Regions from separate parts of the Mus musculus genome. Here region 2 is linked to region 1. The links are chromatin contacts, found by Hi-C or POLR2A ChIA-PET in ENCODE. All regions are on one chromosome and are shown on one strand. The core of a region is the stretch at or near the end of the contact, and the rest is flanking DNA. Distances in the headings are between cores, read along the strand shown. Region 1 overlaps Igf1r (insulin-like growth factor I receptor). Region 2 overlaps Igf1r (insulin-like growth factor I receptor).

What was found. Hi-C counts contacts between places; a loop is a spot of excess contacts on that map. ChIA-PET counts read pairs that join two places held with the same protein, here RNA polymerase II (POLR2A).
Region 2: a loop to region 1 is called in a map of left cerebral cortex, with 3 times the contacts of the local background. The contact joins two enhancer-like sites. A Hi-C loop is called at or near these places in 4 of 37 maps with a recorded cell type or tissue (T-helper 17 cell, left cerebral cortex and mouse trophoblast stem cell). POLR2A ChIA-PET finds 5 or more read pairs at or near these places in 2 of 5 experiments (Patski and embryonic stem cell).

What each region holds. Positions count from the first base shown.
Region 1 is chr7:68,125,969-68,130,334 of GRCm38, forward strand. The region is part of intron 2 of Igf1r (insulin-like growth factor I receptor); the gene reads left to right. Among named protein-coding and RNA genes, the nearest start is that of Gm51488, 9.0 kb to the right of the region's middle. Within about 2 kb of position 2,368, at least 1 of the 3 ENCODE cell types and tissues checked has a DNase peak (open chromatin) inside an H3K27ac peak, as active enhancers do.
Region 2 is chr7:67,970,397-67,974,762 of GRCm38, forward strand. The region is part of intron 1 of Igf1r (insulin-like growth factor I receptor); the gene reads left to right. Among named protein-coding and RNA genes, the nearest start is that of Igf1r, 20 kb to the left of the region's middle. Within about 2 kb of position 3,020, at least 1 of the 3 ENCODE cell types and tissues checked has a DNase peak (open chromatin) inside an H3K27ac peak, as active enhancers do.

The DNA of each region.
Region 1 (4,366 bases), core at 1,118-3,617:
ACATTTTTGGCCATATAGGCTTCCATAGTATCTAAACTACTTCATTTTTATTTCCACCAACAATGTGTACAGGCACATTTCCCCCTGCATCCTTGCCAGTGTTTGTTGATGGTTGTCTTAATGTGCTCCATTGTGAATGGGGTGAGATTTGAATCTCGGTGTGGTTTACATTTGCATTTCCCTGGTGGCTAAGGGTGTTGAGCATTTCTCATGTATGTATTGGTCTTTTGTGCTTCTTTTGAAAACTGCCCATTTGATTAATTTGCCCATTTATTGGTTTGATTATTTGTTCTTTTGACATTTAAATTTTGTTCTTTATATATTCAGTATATTAATCCCTTGTCAGATGAAAAGCTAACAGATTGTCTCTTCACTGTCTCCTTTGCTGTTCAGCTTTTTAATTTGAAATCCTATTTGTTAGTAGAGAAGACATACCGTTTGTAAACATAGACAGATCTAGAATACATTAAGCAACAAAGAAAAAAAAATAGCCCACTTACTGAAAGCCAATTGAGTGTTCTGTGTTATAGTTTTTATATATGTAATATATGTGTGGTGTTATTATTTATGGTGTTTGATAGGGTCTGTAATCACCGAAAAGTCAAGCTTCAGGCATGCCTGCCAAGGGCCGTGTTAACTTAAAGACGGGAAGACCAAGACTTAGGCAGCACCAGCCCCTGTCCTGGGAACCAGTTCTCTCTGCTTCTTGACTGAGGATGCAGTGTGGTAATGAGCATCCTGAAGCTCAGGCCATCATGTTTGCCTCACCGTGATGGGCTTTGAGCCAGAATACAGACTCCCAGCTTTACATTGCTTTAGTTGGCTATTTGTTCCCAGCTAATATACTGTATATTTTGTTAGTTTTGATTTTAAACCGTGCATTTGCCTGTACCAGAACAAATTCTATTCACAAACAAGTATCTGTAATCTTAAGGTGAAATCTGGTACCACTCTTTATCTACAGGTTTACTCTTTTCCACCATTAAAGGCTTAGAAAGATGGAGGGTTGATGACAGATGTCACATGAGGGCGTAAGCAGAGACTGAGCCCCAGCTGTGGAACCCCACAATTCTTAGAACACTGGATATGGCTGTATGGCGGACAGACTAAACTGTGAGCAAGTCAGTGACTGGTCAGATAGAAAAGGAGATGACAGTTCAGTGTCATGGTGGAAAGGAATCGGGGATGTGCAGAGTTGATAGCATAAGAGCCAGGAGGAGATCTCTGATTGAGATGGAGGGGGGAGTAAGAATCCACCTCAGAGACAGAGGCCTTCAGACAGAAAGCAGGGGGAGACCATCACAGCCACAAACGGAGCATGGCGCTGCTTCACCCCTACAGATGGCAATGGGTTGGTTATGCAGATGTACAGGTGATACCACTTCTGAAATTTTGCCTCTCCGCTCTTCCTTTACCAACAAACCATGCTAGTTCTAGTTTTGTAGCTAATTCTGGCCAGAGAAGTAAGAACGGAAAGAGACCTCTCTGCTCTTGGTACACAGTGTAGTTGGTGGGAGGTTGTGAAAGGTATGCCAAGAGAGGAAGTGATTTTAGGCAGAGTGGAAATTTGCCAAGTAGAGAAAACAGAGTTGTTGACCCAGCAGAGAAAACACATTAATTGCACGTGTGTAAGGAAAGATTTTCAGGGGTAGGCATACTCAGGATGCTAGGGAAGAATCCTAGAAATATTTGGCAAGTTTGCAGCGGGCACTTTAGTAGAAGCCCATCTCCACTGAAGACCCAAATCTGAAGATAATACCATTCCAGGCCTCAGGAAGTTCAGGGTCTTAACGTAGGAGTGGAGTCTAAATACAGCATTAAAGCCCTATCAGAGACTTAGTGCTAAGAAAACAAATTTCAGTCTTCTGCAAGAAGTGGGGTAGCTGGGCCAGGGAGAACGGTGGAGAACAGTGGCCTCTCCTGGGCAGGCAGAGGTAAAGTCTAGAAAGCATAAAAACCAACGTTGAGTAAAATGATGTGTGTGGTCTGGGCAGGGACCTGGGAACAGAACAAAGTGTCCAGAGGGAGGGTGCCTACAATGAAAGTAGCTACTGGTTTGGGGTCTGATGCCAGGCTGCAAGGACCAAGGAAAGCCTAAATCCATGTTTTATACAGCAAAGGTGACTTGGGGTGAACATTTACTGGGGTTGCTTGTGGCAGGCTCCATAGGAGATAGCAGAGGTGAGGGACTAGAATGGCAAAGGAGAATGCCAGGTGGCCAGTTTGCACTGTTATCTCCTATAAAGTACCCGTTATCGATATATCGTGATACCGATATATCTTGATTGTGAAAAGTGACAACGTGGTCTCTGTATATTCAACAAGCATTGAAGTGGAGAGAGCCGGCTTGGCTGGCCTCCTGGTCCCCTTTTACATTGAGGAGGCTTGCTCAGGATAGCGACTTGTGAGCATGTTTATGTGCGGGGTGAGCAGAGCCCCCCATCCTAAGAGCAGATGGTTTCCTCCGCCTGGGGTCCTGTAAGGATGGTGAAGCTGGAGTGAGGGAATGGGAGATTCAAGTGAGACTGCCAGAAATACTATGGGCAAGGCAAGTTAACCGCTTATTTCTTATCAAGTGGTCCCAACGCCGTCATGTGTTGTTTCTTTTTGTGTATGTTCTCCATCCCAGCTGCTCCCAATAGGCTCAGAGCTCCTAAAACTTGCTATCAAAAGATGTAGCTGTGTGTCTGGTGCACCAGCATGCCATTAATGGCGTATTGTATAGTGCAACAATTTTAGTGTGTGATTTAAAGCAACTTTCGTAAAAGACAATTTTAAATTTTTATTCGACGGTGAGGAAGGGGCTTCTGGACAAAAGCGACTAAATCGGTTATCATTCCATTGGAGACTTCGTCAGCCATACAAGAAGTGAAAATGATGGAAACAAAACCTTTGAGGTTCTGCACAAAACAAAAAAACGATGTGTGGCTTAAAGTCAGCAGTTCTGGCTCGGGGGGGGGGGGGGGGGGGCTCCAAACGACGCCTCCAGGTGCTGACTTTTGGGGCCACCCCCTTCCTGCCCTCCCCGCTGTGGCAGCCAGGATTCCTTTTGTCTCGGGTGCTTCCCCACCCCGCCCTGCCAGCCAGAGGGAGCTGGCACCGGGCGCCCTCCCCACCGCCCCTGGACCAAGGTTGTTTACTACTTTCTACTCGGAATAACACGCCAATCACCAGGGCCCGCCCTCTCTCTCAGCCAATCAGTTTGTTGGGAAATTCCACCTTTCCTAAGGGCCCAACCAGCGATTGGCTGCAGGACTTGTCAGTCAAGCTGGCATCCCGCAAGGATGCAGCTGGAGTATTAGGGACGCGATCACCAGAGCCGAGGAGGAGTAACCTTCCCATAAACAAGATGGGGGGCCCCCCAAGAAAGCACGGATTGGGGTGGGGAGCTGAAGCTCAGCCCAACCCCGGGGCCCCACCGGAGTGAAGAGGGCCGAGCGCAGAGCCGGGGAATCCCTCCCTCCGCCTCCCGCCCTTGCTGCAGTTGTAAACACGCTTCCCTCCATGTCTGTTTTTCTTTCTCTAACCGTGGCCATTACAGGCTGCTGTTTACAAAAATCCTGCAGGGCAGTGCTGTTCTCTAGGATCCTGTCCTCCATTCACCTTGCCTCAGGACCCCTTTTCAGGCTTTTTTTTTTTTTTTTTTTAATTTTCTCCCCGCTGCTAGGCACAAACTGAAGGAAGCTATTGGGTCGTGCAAGCTTGTTTTCCTTTTATTGCAGCACGCAAAGCAAGTCACGCTGTAGCAGCAGCACCATTTCCCAGGAGAACAGGCTGGCTGGCCATTAAGAGCACCGCGCAGCCTAAACAGGCGTAGCTCTAGAAGGACTGGCTGGGTTTTTGTTGTTGTTATTATTATTACTGGTCTGAGTCAAGCTGGATGCTATTTTGATTCTGCATTTTCTTCCAAAATTCGTCTTGAAATCTATCCCCACTTACAGGTTTGGGATTTACACCACCACCCGGCGCACGCCCCTTTTCATAAAGGCAGTATTGTGTTGAACTAAATGTTTTTCTACCTTCTCTGATCTGAATCAGGTTTCCCATTTCTAGCAGCACAATGTAGTTGTATTCTGTGTGGTAGGGGCGTAGTGGACATGAATTATTTGCGACAGGGTTGCCTGGAAGATACGGAGTGGAATTTGCGTGGCACGGAACAGTTCCCAGTGCCCAAGGTTTCTGTTACTCTGGCTCCAAGCAGGAAGCGCAGGCAATATGGCAAAACACAGCACGTGGCATCCCATTCAAAAACGCTCTTTTCTAGAAGCTGGTATTGCAGAGGATATCCGATCTTGACTAGTTTCACCACCACCACCACCCCTTTCACAAGCAGAAAGAAAAACTAATGTACGGAAATTTGGTGTAG
Region 2 (4,366 bases), core at 1,770-4,269, 150 kb before region 1:
TTATTTATTTATTTATTTATTTATTTATTTTACTTTCTTGGCCAAATCTGAGAGTGGATTGCAGATTAACTGTGAGACAAGTGAAACTGGACACCTAATTGTACATTTCAGCCCTTCATATCCATGGGCTCGCATTCATGAATTCGGCCAGGCACAGGTTAGGAATATTTGGGGGTGGGGAGAAAGAAGACGCATGCTGTATTGAAACTGGAAACTTGTTACTCATTATTATTCTCTGAGGAAAACATTATGACGTGTGTTGTACCTGGTACTGCCCATCTTCTAGGGGTGATTGACAGATGGGGGAAGTGAGGCACGCAGATGCTTTTTGTCTTAAGACTCTCCCTGACATTGTGGGCTTTTTGTGTGTGTGTGTGTGTAGGGATCTTGGAATCAGTCCCCCACCAATGCTGAGAGACCACTGTATGTGTTTGGAGAACAGCAGTGTGTATAGCCCATTGCTTTTTTTAAACCGGATGCCCTCTGAGAGGCCCCCGCTTACACGTGCCTCCATCTCCCACTTTAGGAAAGATAAAACTGCTTATTTTGAGCTCTGCAGGAGCTACCTGAGGACATTATACTCTGGAGGAATTGTAACTTGAAAACCCAGTTCCACATAACTCCCTGTCTTGGTGACTGTGGTCTTATCGGACCTCTGGAATCAGGTCAGAAGTGGCTCATCTGGAACCTCCCCCAGGGTTCCGTTCTGTGGAGCCGACAGCAGCACCGGTGGGCTGCACAGGTTGCAGCCGCGCCAGGCCCCCACAGCTGCTCCTTCAGAGCCGGTGAAACCATGAGTCTTTCTCCTCAGCACATCCAGAAGGCTGGGGAGGCTGCTGCTAATTGTTTATAAGCATTAACTGTTTACCAGTCATACTTGCTATTTTGAATCTGACCCTGCTATTATGTTGTTTGTTTCTGTTCACAGCTGAGCCTTAAGATGGGTAGGTTTTTGTGGTGAGTCACTCCCGTGATGGTAAAACCAGTATCGATCAAGCTACTCTGCTAATCCTGGGAGCCGTCTAGAGAGATGAAACAGTCTGAAGGACCCCTTCACCTGGGACCCCCACACCCCACACCCAACCCCCAACCCCAGAGTCTCTGTATTCAGGTCAGGAGAACATGGGCTGTCTGCAGCTCTGAATCCTCCAAGGGGCCCACGCTTCTTAGAAGCCATGCTCCATTAGAGGAAGGGGAGACAAGCCCCTGAGAGAATTTCTCAGACTCCATCCAGATTACCTGCTGGTGTTCTCAGGAGCCATGCACGTTTGTGGAGAGTCAGGGACTGTGTGAAGTCCTGGGATGTTGAAGGTTGGTTAGAGTTGCCTGAGGGCAGCTGTGCTGGTTGCTGTGAATTCCTTGAAGCTGTACGGTGAAGTATTGAGTGTCAGAGCTAAGCTGGAAGTGGTGAGGAAAGACCATAGTGATTGGATTCTTCTTTCTATATCCTGGGAATACAGGGCCACCAGCTCACACCCTCCACACTGAAGTCCCCTGGGCAGATTTATTACCATGTCACCATTAATGTGTGCCAGCTTTGGAGTCCTGAGGAGAAAAGTCCCCAAGGGCCCAGAGGGATGTTCTGATTTGTCTGTGGTACCTGTGGAAGAGCCTAGATATCGCTGGATTCACTGTCAGTGGGCAGTAGAATTGAGCCGATTGATGTTGCTTTTTCAAAGAGTAGGGGGCAGCTCACAGGCCCCTTGAAATGCTTGGGCAGAGCTAAATTCCATTTGGTAGGGATTGGAGAGGGGTGGATCAGCGTTCAGGAGCCTGTGGAAGGATATACACCGTGTAAGATACAGCCACGCCTTGCTACTTGCTTGCCTCGAAGAGGTCTCGTATTAACCAGTTAGGAATCTGAACAGACACACTTGGTGTTGCTGACAGTGGAAACCAAGGAAGAGATCATTGTGTCACCCAAATTCTGATGTCCCCATGGAGGATCAGGCCTGACTAGGCTTGAGGTCGGGACTTGATGTGTGATGGGGCTCAGAACAAGGTAGAAGTATATTGAGGAATGAGGCCAGGCTATGGAGAGCCCATTGTTTCTTTAGAGCAAAGGAATTCTTTGTGTCTTTTTAAAGAAACACTCATGGCTCCTGTTGTTTGACTAGGACTTTAAGCTTTTTGAGGGTAGGGTGGATTATAGAGAAAATAGGAGAAGACTGTCTCCGAGAAGCTGGAGGACCTCTATGGCTTACTTCAGTGGGCCTTGCAAAGGCTGCTCTTCATTGCTCTTGGGCTTGAGTGCGCTGCTTGGGGGACAGGTTGACTCAGGATGCCAGGCAAAGGGCCATTCAGTGACTTTACATAACTCTTTCTGCTTCCCTCCTAGGTCAGCATTCACTTTTTTAAAGCTTGTCCTCTAACATTGCCTGCTCATCTAGTTGTGTGTTTGATCCGTAAGGAAAGCAATTGGGATTGTGCTATAAATTACAGTACCTTCCCAGTGCTAGAGGACTCCTGACTCCTCCACATCCTACCCAGGGATGATGAAGGTTCCTGCTGGAGTTTTTGTCACATCAGGAAGGTGCTCTGTTCCCCTACAGCATAGCAGACCTAACCACAGTAGTGTCTGCTCCTGGGTGGAGTTCATGAGTGTCTCTCCTGGATACTGGTATAGTCTTTTGGTAAAGTGAGTCGGGCAGGTGGGCTGGTCTAAGAGCCCTGGCCCAGGTGTGAGCATTCCCCCATGTTGTCTCTCTCAGGCCTTTGCAAAGCCTTTTGCTGTATTTGGCCAGGAGTAGTGTCTCCCTGGGAACAAATGAAAGTTGTTTACAGGCAGAGTAGGGGACATTTGGAGATGTAAAGTGCCTAGCGTCCTCATTGCATTCCAGGTTCAACTTTGGGGAGGCGTGACAAAGCTGAAGTGCGAGGCAGCAGACTGTGTGTGTAGAAAGCTCTCAGCCCCTCTTAACAGATCAGGAAACAAAACCCTGTTTGTAGAGGGCAAGTTCCAGTTGAGCGTTTAATTATGGGGGTGACATTTGTGGCACTAGAGAGAGACTGGGGCTTCCTGGCCGCCTCATTTTTTTTCTGGCCCGGGTTCCCTCGAGTCTCCACTCGTTTTAAGATTTGAAAAACTAACGTAGGATGCCTAAGATTTTTTAAATTCCTGGCTTTGGAGACCTGACTACAGAAAAGAGCCAGGGTTTTCTGGCTGGCCATTTGAGGCTCTGCAGTTTCTCACTTCCTGCTTCATAGCCTCCAGGGTTTGTAATGCCTGCAGGCTTCCCCCTTCCAGTTTAAAAGCAGCCATTGACAGAAAAATAAATAGAAAAATCTCTCTCCAGAAATTCTACTTCCTGTTGTTGTCACTGCGCTCTGACAAATAGCTTGGCCAGTTCAGGCTCTCGTTGGGGCTTTTTCAAAGGGATTCTTGGACTCTTTCTGCTTGGATAGACTGTAAGGAGGTGATAAGTTAAAAGAACCGCGGCTTAATCAGCAGAGTGCAGAGGCTGCAGTTTAGGGTCTGTTTTGGCTTTTGGAGCTTGTGAATGTGATACAAGTAGCAGCCATCTGCACAGTTGGGGCAAACTAAGCACCAGTCGCTTCCTCCGTAATGTTTCAGTGTTAATTTTTAAAAGGTATATTTAGACACAAATGACCTTTTGTGACACCATGGAGGGATTGGGAATACTTATGGTACAATAAGGAAGAAGGATCCAAAGAAATCCAGCCAGTATCTGAATAGCAGACTTGATGGATATTACCCCCCCCCCCCTGCAGTGGACCTGAGAGTTCAGATGTGTCCTTGCTGTAGAGTTTATTTACCTAGTTTGAAGATTCTGGGCTCCTGTGTGCTAATTTGAGAAAGATGGAGTTTTACGGGTGATGTATTGCTCCTCCAAGTGCGTGCCTATGAATCATTTTGTCTGTGGTGAGTGGACACCCCCTACCCCCATACAGGAGCCTAAGCAGTTGAAGCAGTGTATCTTGTATGCTTGGTCAGAGACAGTATTTCTGGGTGGTTTCCTAGTGCCCGGTGTCTACTCCATAGCAGAGTAAATTGGTTTTGGAGACTTGGTTGTTAGCTTGTTGTGAAGAGCCTTTAGCATCCTTCCCTGAGGTTACTGTGGGGTCCTCCTAGAACACACCTGTTTTTATAGTGTATGATTAATTGATACGGTGCATCGGTTGTGTTGTATGTATCGTTATATGATTAATTGATAAACTGCTCTGCATACACGTTTGTAAATATGTGTGAGATGCTGTGTCATTAAATACCATGGCTAATTGCAGTACTGCTGCTATATTGACTATACTGTGCGTGTCATTATAATACGTGGTTAATTAACCCACTGGCCAGACAGCCATGTTCTGGAGGGATCTTGTTTCAGTACTCAGTGGCAAGTCCGAGGTT